3 separate regions of the Homo sapiens genome follow, and all the other regions are linked to region 1. The links are chromatin contacts, found by Hi-C or POLR2A ChIA-PET in ENCODE. All regions are on one chromosome and are shown on one strand. The core of a region is the stretch at or near the end of the contact, and the rest is flanking DNA. Distances in the headings are between cores, read along the strand shown. Region 1 holds the start of VKORC1 (vitamin K epoxide reductase complex subunit 1). Region 2 holds the start of SRCAP (Snf2 related CREBBP activator protein). Region 3 holds the start of ITGAX (integrin subunit alpha X).

The links. Hi-C counts contacts between places; a loop is a spot of excess contacts on that map. ChIA-PET counts read pairs that join two places held with the same protein, here RNA polymerase II (POLR2A). Pooled maps may share reads with other maps.
Region 2: a loop to region 1 is called in a map of naive thymus-derived CD4-positive, alpha-beta T cell, with 28 times the contacts of the local background. The contact joins the promoter of SRCAP here to the promoter of VKORC1 in region 1. A Hi-C loop is called at or near these places in 1 of 168 maps with a recorded cell type or tissue (naive thymus-derived CD4-positive, alpha-beta T cell), 1 of 37 single-sample maps with no recorded cell type and 10 of 50 pooled maps. POLR2A ChIA-PET finds 5 or more read pairs at or near these places in 2 of 52 experiments (activated T-cell and naive thymus-derived CD4-positive, alpha-beta T cell).
Region 3: a loop to region 1 is called in a pooled map, with 6 times the contacts of the local background. The contact joins the promoter of ITGAX here to the promoter of VKORC1 in region 1. A Hi-C loop is called at or near these places in 4 of 37 single-sample maps with no recorded cell type and 6 of 50 pooled maps. POLR2A ChIA-PET finds 5 or more read pairs at or near these places in 1 of 52 experiments (A673).

What each region holds. Positions count from the first base shown.
Region 1 is chr16:31,092,929-31,096,612 of GRCh38, reverse strand. It overlaps VKORC1 (vitamin K epoxide reductase complex subunit 1), which reads left to right and starts at 1,816. Exons shown (of 3, transcript NM_024006.6): 1 at 1,816-2,056; 2 at 3,192-3,301. The coding sequence starts at 1,884. LOC124903680 (zinc finger protein ENSP00000375192-like) reads left to right here and starts at 608. Exons shown (of 1, transcript XM_047435012.1): 1 at 608-1,729. The coding sequence starts at 1,235. The coding sequence ends at 1,729. RefSeq lists enhancers at 648-827, 1,343-1,392, 1,443-1,492, 1,523-1,702, 2,883-3,591.
Region 2 is chr16:30,697,300-30,700,983 of GRCh38, reverse strand. SRCAP (Snf2 related CREBBP activator protein) reads right to left here and starts at 1,813. Exons shown (of 34, transcript NM_006662.3): 1 at 1,742-1,813; 2 at 1,003-1,076; 3 at 106-368. The coding sequence starts at 159. LOC730183 (a long non-coding RNA gene) reads left to right here and starts at 1,924. Exons shown (of 2, transcript NR_144637.2): 1 at 1,924-2,103; 2 at 3,053-3,277. RefSeq lists silencers at 1,793-2,022, 2,163-2,572 and enhancers at 1,742-2,036, 2,693-2,882, 2,913-3,002.
Region 3 is chr16:31,353,912-31,357,595 of GRCh38, reverse strand. ITGAX (integrin subunit alpha X) reads right to left here and starts at 2,420. Exons shown (of 30, transcript NM_000887.5): 1 at 2,305-2,420; 2 at 1,598-1,703; 3 at 868-971; 4 at 495-565; 5 at 232-343. The coding sequence starts at 2,341. RefSeq lists enhancers at 2,649-2,838, 3,029-3,158.

The DNA of each region.
Region 1 (3,684 bases), core at 567-3,066:
TAACCTATCATATTCACAAGTTCCAGGGATTCATGCAGGGACATCTTTGGTGACCATTATTCTGTCTACCACACTCTCTAGAAGAGAGTAGATGTGAGAAACAGCATCTGGAGAGGGAGGAGCCAGCAGGAGAGGGAAATATCACAGACGCCAGAGGAAGAGAGTTCCCAGAAGGGTAGGTGCAACAGTAAGGGATCCCTCTGGGAAGTCAAGCAAGAGAAGACCTGAAAAACAACCATTGGCCGGGTGCGGTGGCTCACGCCTATAATCCTAGCATTTTGGGAGGCCGAGGTGGGTGGATCACTTGAGGTCAGGAGTTTAAGACAAGCCTGGCCAACATGGTGAAACCCTGTCTCTACTAAAAATACAAAAATTAGCCAGACATGGTGGCAGGCACCTGTAGTCCAAACTACTTGGGAGGCTGAGGCACGAGAACCACTTGAACCCTGGAGGCGGAAGTTGCAGTGAGCCGAGATGGCACCGCTGCACTCCAGCCTGGGCGACAGAGTGAGACTCCGTCTCAAAATAAGTAAATAAATAAATAAATAACCATTGGGTCTAGCGTCTTGGTGACACCAGCCACTAGGTGTCAGGGCAATGCTGGAGGCAGCAGCTAGTTTATGGCGTGGGCAGCAAGGAAGAAGTGAGGAAGTAGAGACTGGGAGTGTAGAATCTTTCCAAAAACTTGAATGTGGAGGGGTAGATGGGATAATGCCGGGAGAGGAGGCTGGTGAAGGACCTCTTAGTGAAGGGAGATTTGTTGCTGTTTCTGAGATGGGAAAGAGAAACAAGTTGCAGTGTAGATGGGGAGGATGGAGAGGTTGAAGGTGTAGGAGAGATGGGTCACCATCAGATGGGACGTCTGTGAAGGAGAGACCTCATCTGGCCCACAGCTTGGAAAGGAGAGACTGACTGTTGAGTTGATGCAAGCTCAGGTGTTGCCAGGCGGGCGCCATGATAGTAGAGAGGTTAGGATACTGTCAAGGGTGTGTGTGGCCAAAGGAGTGGTTCTGTGAATGTATGGGAGAAAGGGAGACCGACCACCAGGAAGCACTGGTGAGGCAGGACCCGGGAGGATGGGAGGCTGCAGCCCGAATGGTGCCTGAAATAGTTTCAGGGGAAATGCTTGGTTCCCGAATCGGATCGCCGTATTCGCTGGATCCCCTGATCCGCTGGTCTCTAGGTCCCGGATGCTGCAATTCTTACAACAGGACTTGGCATAGGGTAAGCGCAAATGCTGTTAACCACACTAACACACTTTTTTTTTTCTTTTTTTTTTTTGAGACAGAGTCTCACTCTGTCGGCCTGGCTGGAGTGCAGTGGCACGATCTCGGCTCACTGCAACCTCCGGCTCCCCGGCTCAAGCAATTCTCCTGCCTCAGCCTCCCGAGTAGCTGGGATTACAGGCATGTGCCACCACGCCCGGCTAATTTTTGTATTTTTAGTTGAGATGGGGTTTCACCATGTTGGCGAGGCTGGTCTTGAACTCCTGACCTCAGGTAATCCGCCAGCCTCGGCCTCCCAAAGTGCTGGGATTACAAGCGTGAGCCACCGTGCCCGGCCAACAGTTTTTAAATCTGTGGAGACTTCATTTCCCTTGATGCCTTGCAGCCGCGCCGACTACAACTCCCATCATGCCTGGCAGCCGCTGGGGCCGCGATTCCGCACGTCCCTTACCCGCTTCACTAGTCCCGGCATTCTTCGCTGTTTTCCTAACTCGCCCGCTTGACTAGCGCCCTGGAACAGCCATTTGGGTCGTGGAGTGCGAGCACGGCCGGCCAATCGCCGAGTCAGAGGGCCAGGAGGGGCGCGGCCATTCGCCGCCCGGCCCCTGCTCCGTGGCTGGTTTTCTCCGCGGGCGCCTCGGGCGGAACCTGGAGATAATGGGCAGCACCTGGGGGAGCCCTGGCTGGGTGCGGCTCGCTCTTTGCCTGACGGGCTTAGTGCTCTCGCTCTACGCGCTGCACGTGAAGGCGGCGCGCGCCCGGGACCGGGATTACCGCGCGCTCTGCGACGTGGGCACCGCCATCAGCTGTTCGCGCGTCTTCTCCTCCAGGTGTGCACGGGAGTGGGAGGCGTGGGGCCTCGGAGCAGGGCGGCCAGGATGCCAGATGATTATTCTGGAGTCTGGGATCGGTGTGCCCGGGGAACGGACACGGGGCTGGACTGCTCGCGGGGTCGTTGCACAGGGGCTGAGCTACCCAGCGATACTGGTGTTCGAAATAAGAGTGCGAGGCAAGGGACCAGACAGTGCTGGGGACTGGGATTATTCCGGGGACTCGCACGTGAATTGGATGCCAAGGAATAACGGTGACCAGGAAAGGCGGGGAGGCAGGATGGCGGTAGAGATTGACGATGGTCTCAAGGACGGCGCGCAGGTGAAGGGGGGTGTTGGCGATGGCTGCGCCCAGGAACAAGGTGGCCCGGTCTGGCTGTGCGTGATGGCCAGGCGTTAGCATAATGACGGAATACAGAGGAGGCGAGTGAGTGGCCAGGGAGCTGGAGATTCTGGGGTCCAGGGCAAAGATAATCTGCCCCCGACTCCCAGTCTCTGATGCAAAACCGAGTGAACCGTTATACCAGCCTTGCCATTTTAAGAATTACTTAAGGGCCGGGCGCGGTGGCCCACTCCTGTAATCCCAGCACTTTGGGAGGCCGAGGCGGATGGATCACTTGAAGTCAGGAGTTGACCAGCCTGGCCAACATGGTGAAAGCCTGTCTCTACCAAAAATAGAAAAATTAATCGGGCGCTATGGCGGGTGCCTTAATCCCAGCTACTCGGGGGGGCTAAGGCAGGAGAATCGCTTGAACCCGGGAGGCGGAGGTTTCAGTGAGCCGAGATCGCGCCACTGCACTCCAGCCTGGGCCAGAGTGAGACTCCGTCTCAAAAAAAAAAAAAAAAAAAAAAAAAAAGAGACTTACTTAAGGTCTAAGATGAAAAGCAGGGCCTACGGAGTAGCCACGTCCGGGCCTGGTCTGGGGAGAGGGGAGGATAGGGTCAGTGACATGGAATCCTGACGTGGCCAAAGGTGCCCGGTGCCAGGAGATCATCGACCCTTGGACTAGGATGGGAGGTCGGGGAACAGAGGATAGCCCAGGTGGCTTCTTGGAAATCACCTTTCTCGGGCAGGGTCCAAGGCACTGGGTTGACAGTCCTAACCTGGTTCCACCCCACCCCACCCCTCTGCCAGGTGGGGCAGGGGTTTCGGGCTGGTGGAGCATGTGCTGGGACAGGACAGCATCCTCAATCAATCCAACAGCATATTCGGTTGCATCTTCTACACACTACAGCTATTGTTAGGTGAGTGGCTCCGCCCCCTCCCTGCCCGCCCCGCCCCGCCCCTCATCCCCCTTGGTCAGCTCAGCCCCACTCCATGCAATCTTGGTGATCCACACAGCTGACAGCCAGCTAGCTGCTCATCACGGAGCGTCCTGCGGGTGGGGATGTGGGGAGGTAACTAACAGGAGTCTTTTAATTGGTTTAAGTACTGTTAGAGGCTGAAGGGCCCTTAAAGACATCCTAGGTCCCCAGGTTTTTTGTTTGTTGTTGTTTTGAGACAGGGTCTGGCTCTGTTGCCCAAAGTGAGGTCTAGGATGCCCTTAGTGTGCACTGGCGTGATCTCAGTTCATGGCAACCTCTGCCTCCCTGCCCAAGGGATCCTCCCACCTTAGCCTCCCAAGCAG
Region 2 (3,684 bases), core at 564-3,063, 400 kb after region 1:
ATTCTCCAAAACTCTCCACAAATATTCCCCTGCCACATTTCTTCTGCCTCACACTCAACAATCCACAAAGCAGAAGCAGAGAAGGAACTCTTCCCACTTTCAAACCTGTGTCTGTAGGACTGGGAGCTGAGGGTGAGCAGGGGAGGGGCTGCTCTGCATGGTCCCACTCCCAGGCTCCCCCTTGGATGCCTGAAGAATGACTGGGTTGTTATCACCAGTACTGCTGGCCGAGGGGCTGGCGTCCGGCTGCAGGGCATGCTGGGAGCTGGCCTCATTCTGGGCCACCGGCCACCGGGACCCGCCTTCCAGGGCCCGGGGCCCACCAGGGCGTCCCAGCCTCCGCTCAGGTCCACCAGCCTCTGGAGCACCTAAAGTAGGGTTAAAAAAAAAAAAAAAGACAGAAATGCAGTTAAAGGGGATGAAAAAGTATTTTTAAAAAACCAGAAATAACACTGAATAAAGAGAAACACAGAAATTACAGGTTACATTTCTTGAGCACTTACTATGTATAAGATACTTTTAGTACCTGTTTGATGTGTTCTATAATCCTCACACCTACCTTAAAAACCAAGTGCTTTTCACAGCATAACAAATATTGACTTCCTCCTACACACAACGGATATAGCCATGCAGAAAGGATTCCCGACCTAAATGTAGCTTACATTCTAATATAATCTGTTTTGTAAGTTACGAAGTTAAGACCTTATGATTTGCGGAAGGTTACACAGTAAAAAAGTGATAGGAGGGCTTCAATCCACAGTCTGATGCCAAAACCAAGGAAAACCTGCTACTCTTCCTGGTAGAGCCAGGTTGACCACGTTTTCCTCAACCCACAGCCTCAGTTCTGTTGTTGTACTATAATCAAACCCTCTACAGAAAAATCACATGCAAACATTCCCATGCTTCTCTAGAGTGAAAATCCCCAATACGGACCTATAATTGCTTTATCTCAAACATTTCTCCCATTAGCATCAGCACACAAAATGGTAGCAGATCCCTCACCTGTGTGAGCTGAGACCACACCCCCTGTGAAAGTCTGCACTTCCACGGTGCCGCCGTACTGAAGGGAATCACACCTGAAACATCCATCAAAGCGTATTATTTACTCCAGTTTTTTGAGACGTTTAAATATACCCAAATCAGTTAAAAGACTAGAAACAGAAAAACTACAGTAGTAGGAAAATCTCACATTTCAGGGAAATGCAAATCATGTTTTGTGAATTCCGGAGGGACATACGATCCTGCCTGGGGGCAGGAGCAGGAAAGGAGTGAAGAAAGAAAGTTCAAAAATTTTAAGTGTAAAGGCTCCAACCACAGAATGGAAGACAAAAAAAAAATACAGCAAAAAAAAGCTGTCACATCCAGAACCTCAGAAAGGTGCTACCTGCCTGCGGGCCTTTCCAGTGAGGGCTGAACGCAGAAGTGAGAGTGGAACTCCCGGGAAGAGTCAACAAACAGGCTGGTCACAGGAAAATCCGCCCAGGATTCAGGGCAGGGCGCTGTATATCCCATACCTGCGCCTTGAGACACTTCCCCAAATACAAGAACCACAGCAAAAGGAGACTCAGGAGCAGTCAAAAGCGAGAGGCCGCACTGCCAAGAACCACGCGCCGGAAACAGGCAGTGTGAACCCGCAGGAGGCCCGGAAATGCTTCCCCAGTGTTTAAGGAAATTCCTAAACCACAGTGCCGGCTTTGATTCACTCCCTACTCCGCCACACGTTCCCAAGACCCGAGCTCACCAGAAGCCAACAAGCCTTAACTCTTGACTTCAGGTTTCGTGACCATCTCCCTAGCCCTCCCGACGGACTGACCTCGCGTGACCCCTGACCTCTGCCCAAGTTGCCACTAGCCCTGAGATAGCCCCGCCCCCTCCAGACTCCCACCCCACCCAACGTGCGCGCCGGGCGGGGGAGGGGCCCGCGCGTGCGCGGCTGGAGGCGGAGCGAGCCGGCTGCGCGCACGGCCCAGGGGCTCCCGCCAGAACCCGAGCCCACGCACACAAGGGTCGCGGGGCTGGGAAGCTCGTCATCCAAGCCCGTCAGGGAGCCCCCCCATCACCCGACCGCGAAAGGCTGAGAGAAGGGAGGGTTCGTGCCACCAGGTCCTGGTCCCCCGGCTAGATGTGGTGGGCGCGCGCCCCGACTACTCGTCCCACGCCCCCCTTCCTCTTCCCGCGCGCCCCTGAGGGGTGACTGGGTTGGTGGGCGGGCAGGAGCGCACCTGGGTCCGTCCTCTCAGGGCTCGCTCGCTCGCTCGCTCGCTCAGGCACGCGTGCGCAGAAGGGCGGGAAGGGAGAGGAGACACGCCGGGGCCCAGCGCCGGCCGGCCTGACCCCCTCAGTCTGTCTCTATGGGCGCGCGCCGACAGCCTCGCGCACCGGCCCCGGGGCCCCGGCTGAGGGTGCGCGCGCAGCACCCCGGGAAGGTGGGGGGGAGGCGGTGGCGGAAAGATGCGCGCGCAGTCAGCCGTCATGGGAGGGGGAACTGTGGGGCGTTCGCCATCTTGTCTCCCTCTCCTTACCTGCGTCCTCGGGGGCGTGCGCACCACCCCCCCTCCCGCCTAGGAGGGGGGAGGGCCCCCTCTTGGCCACCGCCTTCGCGGCCTTTAAACTCCCCTGGAGACTGCGGCTACTGCCACCGCCTTGCCTCCACTGCCTCTTCGCGCAGCACACAGATGCGGACGGTGGGTGGGAAAAAGGGCAGACGCTACTCCCAGCGAACCGCCGCTGCCGCTCCCGAGGCCTCACCAAAATGGCCGCCGCCGTCTCGGCCGCCACCACCACCACTACCACCACCACTCGCTCGGAATCGCTATCGCCGGCGCGGCCCGTCTTCTCGCGAGAGACAGTAACTGGAGGGTGGGGGAACGGGGAGGCTCGCGTGCTAGCGTAGGGTGCAGCACGGTGCGCAAGGCAGCCTGGGAGGTGTAGTCTCCCAGAGGCTGCGCGCTCGCCCTTCCTCGGAGCGCCTTTACCGTTTGCCCCTAGATCTACCTGGGGCTGCATTGCGGCTGCCAGCTCGGACCACCGCCACCTCCCTTTTTATTTACAGATCACCCAGTAAGCTGCAGCAAGTTAGCAGTGGAACCTGGGCCTCCCGATTCCCATGGCAGCCCACTTCTGTAGCGCTGCTTCGTTTTACGCGAGGATGGTTTCCTGATAGCTTTCAAACACCTTTGCCATCTCTTCGCAAACTTTCTAGATTAAGAATCCCTTTGAGAATCTGATACCTTTACCCCAGAATAGAACAATAAATAACAGCTACCTTCTACTGACACTACTTGGTGCCTTGATTATTTCTTTTAATCCTAACTGCTCCATTTTACAAACGAATTGAGGCTCAGGCGTTAAAACACAGTGACAGATCCTGAAGTCAAGATTCCTAGCCAAGCAGTCTAAGCCACAAGAATGCACTCGCTGTCATAAAATTTTACCACCTAAAGCCCCCGCTAAGAGGCCAGGTTAGGAAGCCCTGATGAAGCTCCCCTTCCTCCATTCAGTTTAGCTCTTCCCTGCGAAGAGGATTGTTGGTCCCATTTTACAGATGAAGTTTGGGTTGAAAGAAAAGTGGATGATGCCCATCTTTTCTAGACCCTCCTCCCATCACCCCCAGAAGAGGGGATCCCAGGCCAGAGCCTGAATTGGACCTAGCCTTGTGCCATTAACTCCTTGCTATGTGACCTT
Region 3 (3,684 bases), core at 1,171-3,670, 260 kb before region 1:
CAGATGAAGAAACTGAGGCTTGGAGAGGTTAAGGTCACAGGAAAGGTCCGGCAGCGTGCGGGCGATCGGCAGGATGTGCGGGCAGCAGCGTCAGGAACCACTGCAACACGTGGTAACTCTTTTTCCAGATCCCTTCTTTCTGATCCACTCTGGCAAGACTGTCTCTAGCCCACCGCACCCCCAATTGGATGTGCGTGAGCTCCTCAAAGCCTTGGTGGTCCCGACACTCACCCTGCCTGGACACCGGGAGCCTCTGGGTGAGCTGGGTGGGGCCCAGGAGGAAGCAGAGTCCGGTGAGGTACATGTTCCTCCCGCACTCGTGGTGCACGGTGGGGCCGCAGGCCTGGGGACACAGCGGGCTGCTGGGGGGCTGCCCCTGCTTCCTCCCACCCTCACATTCCGGAACCTCCACCCTACAGGAGACTCCCAGCCCCCCGCGGCCCCGGCTCCTCCCTCCCTCCCTCAGAAGCCTCCTGTGACCCAGGGCCACTCACCAGCAGCTGGGAAGGGCTGGTGGTAGACGCCAGGGACAGGCCCAGGGACATGTTCACGGCCTCCGGGGGCACTGTGGGGACAGATATGTGCATGGTCACTCTCGGGGGTACAGAGAAGGCTGTGGAAGAGCTGGGCAGGGGTCACCTCCACCTGGGAGACAAGGAGGTCTGACGGTGAAGGAAGCTGTCGGGTCTTGACAGAGCTGCGGGAGTGCGATGGGCGGGGAGGCCTTAAGGGGCCAGGAAGCATATCTGAGGGTGAGGGTCTCAGACACAGTGGAAGCTGAAAGTGACACTCCGGTGAGTCCACGGGCCCCTGGAGCAGGGAAGCCTGGGAGCCCGGCCCTGGGTCCCGGGAGGGGCGGTGACTCACCCTGCAGGCCGATGGGCTCACAGGCACCAGTGCTGTAGCCACACTGGTAGAGGCCACCCGTTTGGTTGGCAGCTGTTATCTTTTGGGGGGCTCCAACCACCACCCTGCGAGGAGACAAAGAACACTTTAGGTAAGAGTGTGGACGCTGCAGCACAGCTGCCACTCCGGCAAGTTTGCGTTCCCTCCCTGAGCCTCAGCTTCCTCATCTGCAAGATGGATTTTAATAATTTAAAGTCCATGTGGAAGGGATTTCTGTCTGTTGGATTCTCTGGCGTATGGAGACAAGAAATATTTGTTGAGTCTGGGTGTGGTGGCTCACACCTGGAATCCCAGCACTTTGGGAGGCTGAGGCGGGAGGATTGCTTGAGCCCAGGAGTTTGAGACCAACCCAGGCAACATAGTGAGACCCTGTCTCTATATATTTTTAAATGTATAGAAAAAAAGAAAGAAAAAACAAATAAGTGTTTGTTGCACGACTGATTCCTACTCACAGGCTGTCGTGTGGACTAAATCAGCATCCACCTGTGATGAGCCTGGCACTGCACTTACTGCTCTGTAAATGTTAGCTGTGAGACCGTGCCTGCCTTCAAGGCAAATCTTCATTAGCCAGGGCAGTCGCTACACCAGACAGAGAGGAGAGTTTGCAAATAACAGGGCAGGGCCGGGGGCATGGGGCCCTGAGCAGGGAGAGGATGGATGGAGCCAAAGGCCAGCACCACCTGGGCCTCACCAGGAGTTGGCATACTGGACCACGCTGTCTCCAAACCCAGCGCTGTCCACACGGAAGGCTGTCAGCTCCTCTGTGTCCAAGTTGAAACCTAGAGAAGTTGCTAAGGCTGGGAAAGAGGTGGGAAGAGAGCTTTGGAGAAGGGTCTTCCTTCTGCCTGGCTGCCCTCCACCCCCGGCCCCAGCGTCCCAATCTCCCCTCCGAGCCTGATGCCCGGGGTGCCTGGGTCTTCTGGACACCCAACTCATCCCCTTCTCTCCTTCCCAGGGTCCAGGGATGCCCCTTGCCCACCATCCACTATCGAGTTGCAGTTCTCCATTTCTGCAGAGCAGTACCCAGGCTCTAAAAAGGATCTTTCCCCAACGTGCACCTCGGGCGCTATGAGAGTGAGTCCAGGAAAACTTGCGGACCAAAGCATCCTGTCCACAGAGCACAAGTTGGCGCATTCTGCCTATTTTAAAAATCTCTGCAGTACAGAGACAACTGGCCTCTCTTCCAGCATCTCTGGAACTCTCCCAAAATTGGTTCATCAATATCCTCTCCCTCCACAAACTCCAAATCTCAGACCCTATGTGCCTGCCTCCCCCTCAGGCTTGACTGAGTCTCTCTTCCTACCCAGATCCTAACCCCCCAGCCTGAGCCCCCAGTTCAGGGCCCTGGCTCCCTTGGGCCTGGGTCCCCAGCCCTACTTCATTGGGGTCCAGGCTCACCTGTGAACAGGAGGAGTGCTGCCCTGGTCCTGGTCATGACTAGAAGGTCAGATGTGGAGCTCTGAGCTCCTGGGCCGTTGCAGGAAGAGCTGGACCAAGGTACTGAGGAAGCAAGTGGGCAGAGAGGTGGCCAGGGGAAGGAAGAAGATTGTCAGCATGAGTCAGAGGGGGCGGGCAGAGTACGCAACTGATCCGAGGACAGGCTCGGCCTCCCACACGCCCCCACCCCCCAACCGGAGTCACTCTCATCAGATGACTTGGCTTGATGCCCTTTGCTTAGATGGATGCAAATCCCTGCCCTGCCCCTCCCAGGCTCACCCTTGACTGCCAGAAGGCACCCCTTGACCTTGAAATTTCAGCCAGACTGGAGGGGGTTTGGGCAGATGCCAACCCCTCAGGACCCTAAAGGAAACCCTGGTGGGAGCCCTCCACTCTGACCTGGAAAGTCTGGGCCAAGGAGTGGGGCATCCGGGTCCCTAGGAGGAGCACAGAGCGAGTATTTGTTCATTCATTCATTCACTCATTTATTCATCATTTATTCAAGAAGCCTAATTTGAGCCTGGAGATGCAAGCCCTCTGCTAGGTGGGGAAGAAAATATAAACCACAAAGCACCAGCCCTGGGGTCAGTGGAGAGGCAGATGTATAAACAGCAAGTTCATTGCTGTGAGGGGGAAGCACAGAGACCACAGGGTGCCTCACCCGGGTTGTGAAGGTGTGGCTTTCTGAGAAGGCTTCCTGAAAGAGGTGGTGCTTGAGCTGAGCATTGAAAGCAACCAAAGTTGGGAGATGACAGAGCAGCCAGACATGGATGAGGCAGGGGACAGGAGGGTCTGTGTGTGAAATCAGCAATGGGAACCAGACAGTCAGGGTGGGAAGTTGTAAGAGACAAGGTCAGGGCCACTGGGAGGAAAGCAAGGGGAAGCAGGCCTCAGGCCGTGGAAGCCCCCCTAATGTACATCAATTTTTTTTTTTAATTTCAGAAACAGGGTCTTGCTCTGCCACCCAGGCTGGAGTGCAGTGGGTGCATAGTTCACTGCTGCTTCGAACTCCTGGGCCCAAGGGATCCTCCTGCCTCAGCCTCCTGAGTAGCCAGGACTATAGGATTGCACCACTGCACCTGAATATATATATATATTTATATATATATATTTTTTAATTTTAGTAGAGACAGAGTTTCCCCATGTTGGCCAGGCTGGTCTCAAACTCCTGATCTCAATCAATCCTCCTGCCTCAGCCTCCTAAATTGCTGGGATCACAGGTGTGAGCCACCACACCTGGTGAAGACACATTGATTTTGTCCTGAGAGTGGAGGACAGCATTGAAGGGAATTCATGGGGACTGAGATCTTCACATTTTCATTTTAGAAAGTGGGTTATATG